Linked DNA regions of Homo sapiens: all the other regions are linked to region 1. The links are chromatin contacts, found by Hi-C or POLR2A ChIA-PET in ENCODE. All regions are on one chromosome and are shown on one strand. The core of a region is the stretch at or near the end of the contact, and the rest is flanking DNA. Distances in the headings are between cores, read along the strand shown. Region 1 holds the start of LINC00548 (long intergenic non-protein coding RNA 548). Region 2 holds the start of LINC00598 (long intergenic non-protein coding RNA 598). Region 3 overlaps FOXO1 (forkhead box O1).

Evidence for each region. Hi-C counts contacts between places; a loop is a spot of excess contacts on that map. ChIA-PET counts read pairs that join two places held with the same protein, here RNA polymerase II (POLR2A). Pooled maps may share reads with other maps.
Region 2: a loop to region 1 is called in a pooled map, with 1.8 times the contacts of the local background. The contact joins the promoter of LINC00598 here to the promoter of LINC00548 in region 1. A Hi-C loop is called at or near these places in 1 of 168 maps with a recorded cell type or tissue (ascending aorta) and 11 of 50 pooled maps. POLR2A ChIA-PET finds 5 or more read pairs at or near these places in 2 of 52 experiments (T-cell and WTC11).
Region 3: a loop to region 1 is called in a pooled map, with 2.5 times the contacts of the local background. The contact joins the enhancer-like site here to the promoter of LINC00548 in region 1. A Hi-C loop is called at or near these places in 6 of 50 pooled maps. POLR2A ChIA-PET finds 5 or more read pairs at or near these places in 3 of 52 experiments (CD8-positive, alpha-beta T cell, H1 and activated CD4-positive, alpha-beta T cell).

The regions. Positions count from the first base shown.
Region 1 is chr13:40,219,052-40,221,751 of GRCh38, reverse strand. LINC00548 (long intergenic non-protein coding RNA 548) reads left to right here and starts at 1,250. Exons shown (of 6, transcript NR_033877.1): 1 at 1,250-1,315.
Region 2 is chr13:40,479,693-40,482,392 of GRCh38, reverse strand. It overlaps LINC00598 (long intergenic non-protein coding RNA 598), which reads left to right and starts at 1,389. Exons shown (of 7, transcript NR_024507.3): 1 at 1,389-1,484.
Region 3 is chr13:40,612,036-40,614,735 of GRCh38, reverse strand. The region is part of intron 1 of FOXO1 (forkhead box O1); the gene reads left to right. Among named protein-coding and RNA genes, the nearest start is that of FOXO1, 53 kb to the left of the region's middle. RefSeq lists an enhancer at 1,391-1,440. Within about 2 kb of position 1,360, at least 26 of the 41 ENCODE cell types and tissues checked have a DNase peak (open chromatin) inside an H3K27ac peak, as active enhancers do; they include CD8-positive, alpha-beta T cell, where a contact is called at or near this core.

The DNA.
Region 1 (2,700 bases), core at 1-2,500:
TACAAATGAAACAACTGTGGCTTCCAAAGGACAGGCAGAGGCTCCCCACTACCCCTCGATGTTTTTAATTTAAATTAAGCCTCGGTTGGAGAAAACAAAAGGCTGTCCAGTTTGGGGCCCCACAGTGGTCTGGTAGGATGGCCCGTAGCACCTCTAATGTCACAACCCAGGCTGTGAAATGTTCTGAATCACATGACCTTAGACTTTTGGTTCAGGCTAATTAAGCCTCTTCCGACCGTACAGAATGTTCTGGTTTGCAGCAGTTGTTGTGCAATCATTTAAACTGTACACCTTTGTTCCAGAGAGCTAGTTTGATTCTCTCTGCTTCTCTTTTGTTTTTCTGTGGAGAATCCAGGCCCAGGTGGGCTGTTTCCTTTTAAATAAATAAGAATGTAATCTACTTGGTGCTCTCATGAGATGTCTGGGCTTGTGGCCATCAAGGAGGCTATTTTCAGAGGTGGGCAGTGGGATAGAACCAGTTAGTACTTCCACCCTGCAAATCTCCTCTCTGCCTAATGGCCTCTTTCTTCCCTCCTGGGGAGGGCTTACCTACACGCACTCTGTATTTGAAAAGGGACAGTGGTGGGAAAGGTCACTGGGAGTCAGTGGGAGAAAAGTTGTTGCAAATGAATCTCTGTCCACAGAGTTAGTGTGGGAGGGAGAGGAGCAGGTCATAGTTTAAAATTTATTTTATCAGATGTTCCATAAGCATGAACTGGGCTTAATGATCGGACTATGTGACTTGGGTATTATGGTGTTATCATTAAATTACTAGTGAATCCTTACTAGGGGTGAATAAGGAAGAATTCTCACCATCTGTGGAAGTGAGACGATCGCTTGAGGCCAGGAGCTCGAGACCAGCTTGGACGGCATAGCAAGACCCCATCTCTACAAAAAAATAAAAACAGTTAGCTGGGTGCTGCAGCGAGTTATGATTGCACCACTGCATTCCAGTCTGTGAAACAGAGTGAGACACTGACTCCAAAAATAAAGAATTCTCAGAATTTGAGTCTGTGGTGTCTACACATTTCCCACTGTTTCAGCGTCAGCTTGGACTAACGTTTTTACAACCCCCAGTTCTGCAATGGCGTTAGAGGTTTTCTCAATTTCAGATTGCTTTACCTACTGTATATCTAAAGTGATAAAGATCTTGGAAAAGAAAGTAGTGCTTTCACTTTGGGGCAAGTTGCTTAGCTCATCTATGCCTTAGTTTCTTCATCTATAAAGTGGGGATAATAGCACCAAACATAAACAGTTGCTGTGGGGATTGAATGACTAGTGCATGTGAAGCTGCCAGTGTGGTGCCTGCCTCGGGGTGAGTGCTCTGCGAAAGTCAGCTACTCTTGTTATTGACAAATGCTCATGAGGTACAACCACGTGTCAGGTAAAGGCTAGGTGACTGAGTACGAAGATAACTAAGACAGAGTATCCTGCCCAAGGGATTGTTTGCAGCTTGTTTGGGGGAAAGATATGTGAATAAATACGATTAAGAATCACGGGTGCTGTGAAAATTCTGAGTAGGGTAGAGTGAGGGGCCCACTGTGCCTGGGAAGGGTTTGAGGGTGGTCAAGAAGGGCTTCTAGATCAGACAACTCTGGAGCTAAGGCTTGAAGTATGAGTAGGCGTTTACCAGGCAGATGGGTGGGAAGGCCGTTCCAGCGGGGACAGGAAAGCACCCCTTTCCCCCTGCTTGCTTGAGCACCCATCACAGAGGGCCTGGCAGTGAGGCCTGGTGGCACAACCTGGAGCATTGCCTGCACGCCCCTAAACAGACTATTTACTCGCCCTTGCTGCCGCCTCATTTTGGTTTGCCGAGGGTGGGGGAATATGACCATGTACAGGGCGTAATTGGAGACGAGAACAGCCCTCCAAGATAACTCCGTGTTGGTGATCACAGGGCTTACAGGGAATATGGGGGAGGCCCTGCACCCCAGCTCAGCTTCTTCAGGGGCCTTTCTCAATAGGGACTTTGACTTTCTGCAAAGTGATTGACTTCGGCCATGTCCAGCCCTTGCTTGTAGGGTGCGCAGGTGTAAGGAGGTGTGAGAAGTGTAGGGAGAAGGTAACTCTGAGAAAGTAGGCTCCTTGCACAGACACATAAGAAGGCTCTTTTGCACTTGCTCAATAGTAACTAATTCTTTTATTTCTCTGGCCTAAAAATAAGGCCCTTCACAAATTATTCTGAATCTAACTCTCAAGACATTACCTTCTTTTGCCATTCGCTGTATTCAAATGGTACCACTTGCCATTCCATTAATATTGATGTATTTCTATCTTCATAAACTTGCTTGTATGAGTCTCCACTCCTGGAATGCAATACCCTGCTACTCAGTGCTCAGTTTGAATGTTACCTTCACTTACGTAGAGGCAGAGGGAATGAAATGTTAGAAGTTACAGGGACCTCGGGATCTTCCACTTCTGCCTCCTTACTTCGGGGAAACCAAAGCCTAGGGAGGTGACAGGGTTTATGTTAGACCAACATTAAAACCAGGGCTGAGAAAAAAATCTCCTTGTTCTTAATTCACTATTCTTTCCATGTGGCAATGCCCTTCATTCACTTTCAATAACTTCCCTTAAAACACTTTTTACATTCCATTTTGTTTTACAATTTCTTTTAATTGTATTTATAGCTCTGAGGGCAGAGACCATGTCTGAATCATTTTAGTGTATCCCACAATATTTAACACAGGCTTACACATG
Region 2 (2,700 bases), core at 140-2,639, 260 kb before region 1:
TGGTGGAAAGCCGGTGTCCTCCTTTCCTGGGGATGAGGGACCAACTCCAGGGCTCCCTGATGTCCGCTTTGATGACTTCACATACAACGTGTGGCTCTAGTGACTCCACAACCACTAAGCCGTTTCACCAACAATGCCCAGACGGACCATTCTTAGCCATTCCCCCCTACTGTCTCTTGTCTCTGTTTCTCCCTCTTCTCTTACCTCCCACAAAATAGCCTTTGCCATCTTAGTTTCTCCCGAGGCTAATTTCACCGAACTTTTTGCTGGCCAGTGAGAATTAACTTCAGTTAATCAGTTAAAGAGATTATTCAGCTAAAAGGTAAACAGGGGAGGGTATTTCTAGTTAATTAGTGAGAAAGAAGTTAAAAAGTTTAAAGGACTCCTTGATTTGTAGTATGTTGTAACTGGGGAGCTGGAATCGGTGTTACTTCTGTAGGTGCTGACACAAAATCAGTGGGGGTGAGGCCGAGGTACCTGGATTGTCAGTGGCCTCCCACACCGCCCTGTGATTCTGATGCACCCCAAAGTCTGAGAACTGTTGCCCTGACCCAATTACTCCCACAGCCCCAGAGCACGGCAGGGGTCCTTGTACAGGGCCCTAGTTCCCTTGCAATCTCTTTGCCTTTTAGTTTTAAAACTAGCTATTCATCGCTGGTTAGTTAACTGTTATGCATTTCTACAGGACTGCATTGTTAGGAGCCTCGACTTGGCTTCTCCACAACCACATTCAACATTGGCCTTCCAAACCCACTCCACTCCTGTGCTGTCTATTGCAGGCCTGTGCCCTCACCATGCGCCCGGTCCGGTCTGGAAACCCGAGTCTCTGTGTTTCCGTCCCCTCTGGCTTGGTCCTCAAGCCTCTGCATCTTCCCTGGGTCATTCAAGTCTTCCAGGTGATGCCTATATTGTTAGTCTCTACAGTCTGGCCTTACAGCATCGTCAGAGCTGCCCTAAGGCCCAGGTGGAGTTGTGGGTCCTCTCTCCGCTGCCTCCCTGAGTTCTGACTCTTGGTGTGTTCAGGGACTTCCTGCCTCCGCACCTCCCACCCCATGCTTTGGCCACAGCACAGACTCTTCTGATTCCGTAGCTATGCTTCTGCTTTTCCCTCCACCTGGCTGCTCTGGTCATAGAAATTCTACCCCTCACTTAAGAACACCCCCAGAAGTCACCTCTGTGAAGCCTTCTTTGGTTCTTCTAAAATAAGTGAGTTGCTCCATCCTCTGTGTCTGCCAGCACTTTCTCTGCTCCTCTGGACTTCATTGGTCGGGGGTGGGGGGTGCTACTGTTGGTCTTGCAGCCACCCTGGATTGTGACCTCGCAGAGGTCAAGGGCTGTGCTGACGCCCCCCATGTCTGCGTGTTGACAGCAGACTTACTGGGGACACGCTGTAGAGCTCCGATGATGGCTGTTGGCCGAATGGATGAATGGCTTCATTAACTTCACTGCAACACGCAGGAGTCCTTGATCTCCCCCCTTGAAAGGTATTGGGGGTTTCCCTAGACACTGCCACTTCAAAGCCATACAGAAAAAATTAGAGCTAAAAGAGGCAACATTGTTTATTTCTCAAGAAGATGCTTTGGTGTTCCTTCCTGCAGCTGTGAGAGGCCTCCTGTTTGACCTTGACGTTTCCCTGTCAGGCTACACAGCGGTTAAAGGCAGGGCCCCGGAGGGTGTGCCACGGTGCCCAGAGAGGGAGGGGTAGTGGGCGCTGCCCTCCAGACTGCGTCCCCAGTCTGGGAGAAAGGGGCACTCGTCCTGACTGGATTGCCCAGACGGGCACCCCTTTCCTAACTTGCCTGCCCAGAAAGACATGTGTAATTCCTCCACCCGGAGGGAATGATTTCTGCTAACTCACAGAGAGGCTTTGACTTGTCACTCTGCCTTCTAGAAGTGACCACATGTTTTTTTTGCTCTCGGCAAGGGGGTGCCCTTGGCTGCTCTCCGGTGTGGGAGTCTTCCCCTTAATCCTTGCTCCTGGACGTTTGCATTTTCACAACGACCCTTTGTGGCAGGTGGGTCCCTGCCTTCTTCAGATGACCTTGAATAACACTGTCCTCTGCACTTCTGGCCGCCACGGAAGAGGCATGACTGCTGTGAGTCTGGGGCCTTGGAACCATTTTAGACCAAGGCAGGAAAAATAAACAGATGGGCGAGGTAGGTGGCTGCCCTTGAATTCTCACTCTCATTATGCACCCATTACTGGTGGCCAGTTGAGTAAGCATTTAGGACTTGGCTTTGCCATTTGTCAGCTGATTAAACAATAGAGCTTTACTGAGCAGCTCCCATGGGCTCGTGTCACTATACCTATTTTACAGAGGGAGAAACTGAGTTTCAACAAAGAAATTGCACCGAACCCAGAACTAAACAGGACCGGGCTGCCAGAGGGTGCTTTTCTGTGCTGAATCATGGGACCTTCTTGCTGACCAGAGCAGAGAAGAAAAGTCTCCTGTGGTCGGTGGAGTTTTTACTTTTTGGATTTTCTCCCCTATGACTGATCTCAGTCCTTGCCTGGCCACTCCTGCCTGTCCTACAAACACCGAAAACCACTGTCCTTTTCTCAGCCGTCATTTAGCAGTCGGGAAGCGTGTGTCCTGACGTATGGGCTGCAGTCAAGGCGGGGGCCCTGACAAACAGGATTCATTCACCAGGCCCTGGCCTGCCAGCTCCCTCACGGGCGTCACATGGGGCCGAATGAAA
Region 3 (2,700 bases), core at 111-2,610, 390 kb before region 1:
TTTAGCCCTGACTTTCTGGTTCACATTTGTTTAAATAGTCTAAGTGTTTCAGAGGCCGAGGGGTTGGAAGGCTGGCCACCAGATAAGGGGAGCATCACTATCCTTGTGCTTTCTTCTCTGCAGGGCCAAGAGATCTTCCACTGTGCACTGTGAGAAAGTTGCTGGCGTTGTTCTCAGTAACAAAATCTTCTACGTGAAGATTTGCTGTCCCCTCAGTTCCTTAGTTTTCCTCTTTACAAAATGAAACGTCATTGACCATGTTTTCAGGCTGCTTGCAACTCCAGTGACCTTGAGTCCTGTAGGTCCCTCTTGCTAAGTAGAATGTTCAGATGAATTAAATATGGTGCCATTGTGTTGCAGAATCACACTTTGAAAAGAGGTCCTATTCCCTGCAGTGCTCTTGACTTTCTGAAGAGGACTGAGCTCATGGTCAGCATGTTTCCTGGTGGTTAAACATATCTAGCTTTAAAATTTCCAGCTGCTAGAGGAGACGAAGACGATGAGAAGCAAGCACACAGCAAACTGTTTGGCTTTTAGATGCATCCTGGCCTGGCCGGGTGGACTTGCACAGAACTGCTGGTGCCAGGTTAGTTCCCTGGGACTTTTCCAACATTTGTCTCTGTATTGAGTTTTGTCCTTATTCCTGAAATAGAGTAGCCACTGAAATCAGGAACCAGAACTTCTGGAAAATACCTTTGGAAACCACTGTGTTGCATGGTAGAAGAAAGGCAACTGCCAGTAGTTAAAATACCGGGTTGAGTGCTAGTTTTTTCACCCTTTATTTTTTCTTTTTAAGGAGAGGTCTGATTTACTTTCTTCTGTCTGTTAAAGCTCTTCACAGGTTCTTAGAAAAACAAGCCATTTAATGGTACCAGCCGTGAGGATCCAACTTCAGTTCCATGAAAGCTGCCTGGTAGTTCTGGTCACAGGGTCCTGATGGGAGACCGTGTAACTGCTGCTAGGCAGTCAGCTGGAGGGCTCTGGTGTGGCTCACGCTTGTGTTTGTTCAAGTGACCTGAATGTGCTTCCTCTTTGGGGACCTGTTTCAAATGCACATGCTGACGCCGTAATCATCCACTAAACCAAGTGAGAGTCAGGAAATTCAAATTCGTAGTGCCTGTGACTTGGCCACACTCCCTGTACACATAAAACAAGGTCTTAAATCAGAGAAACTACCATCTAGATTAACACTCAAACTGCAGATGGGGACCGGAGCTGCTCTTGGTGTGGGAACTGCAACTTTGAAGTTCCAGACTTTGATGTGATTAACATTTCAGACTTAAAGTCCTTTCTGTGTGGTAACTTTTTTTTTTTTAAACACCAAACTGAAAATAAAAATTGATTAGATTAGGGGTGTCGGAGAAGCAGATTGTAAAGGGAGGAGCCCTCTTGCAAACCACATGTAACTATGTCACATCCTTATGTGCCTCAGGAAGAGAGAGATGACAGACTAGTGACCTTTCACCATATCTCTTTTACTTATAGCTGTTCTTACAGAGACCCTGCCCTCCAACACACACACCACCTCCAAAAAGAGGACACTTTTGACTTTGCTATCTCTTATTGACCAAGTGATAATCCTGATGGAGAGATGGGGTTTACAGGCATGAGGTGTTCTTTTTTACCCAGATTTCAAGGTTCAAATACTGGAGATCATCTTACAGCCTTCTTCAAATTGTGGCTGATTAAAGTTTAATTCTTCACCTCTGTCTTGCTGGTGAAAGGAATACGAGGGCAGGGAAAGTGGAGTTTGTGGGTCATTCCTCTTTTAAAACGTTGCCATTAAAATTGTAGATAAACCGATACACAGTAGTCCTCCTTTATAGGAGGGAGATAGTTCCAGGACCCACAGTGAGTGCCTGAAACTGGATAGTATCAGACCCTGTGTATACTACGTTTTTCCCTATACCTACATACCTATGATAGTTATACATTAGGCAGAGTAAGAGATTAACAACAATAACTAATAATAAAACAGACCAATAATAACAGTATAATGTAATAAAAGATAGATGAATGTGGTTTCTCTCTCTCTCAAAATATCTTACTGTGTTGTACTGCAGGTAACTCAAAAAGGTGGAAAGTGAAAGCTCAGGGAAGGACTACTGTACATGGAATTGACATCAAGCAAACAAGAAATGTTGTGCCTGGGATGATAAAATTTCTTGGCCACTGAAATTGTTGGGCCAGCCTTCTTTTTGAAAGAAATCTCCTTAGGCATGCTTGCGAACGCACGTGTGTGTATACGTACATATGTGTAACACACACACAAGTCTCTTCTGTTTTCTTAGGTTAAAAACCTGAGGTGTCATCCTGATAATTTCATGGAGACCCTGTAACATTTTTGCCATCATACATGGCACTTTATCTTCGTAGCTGTGTCTGTGATATACTGTCTGCCTGCTGTGCTCTGTCCATTTGAGCTTTCTAGAACCCTGTAGGAGAGGTGGGGAAGCCTGGATTTTGTTGGGGAGATCCAAGGTCTCTATGGCATGACAGCTGATAAATGGAAGATGGATAACTGTAACCCTTGAGTCATTGTGTTTTCTGCTGGCCCTTTCAGTCTACTGACCTTGTTTTCAGTAGGCCTGTAAAAAGGCAGGGCAAAACCTAGCCCTCTAGTAGAGTTTTTATTTTTATTTTTATTTGTTTGTTTATTTATTTATTGAGACAGGGTCTCACTGTGTCTCCCACGCTGGA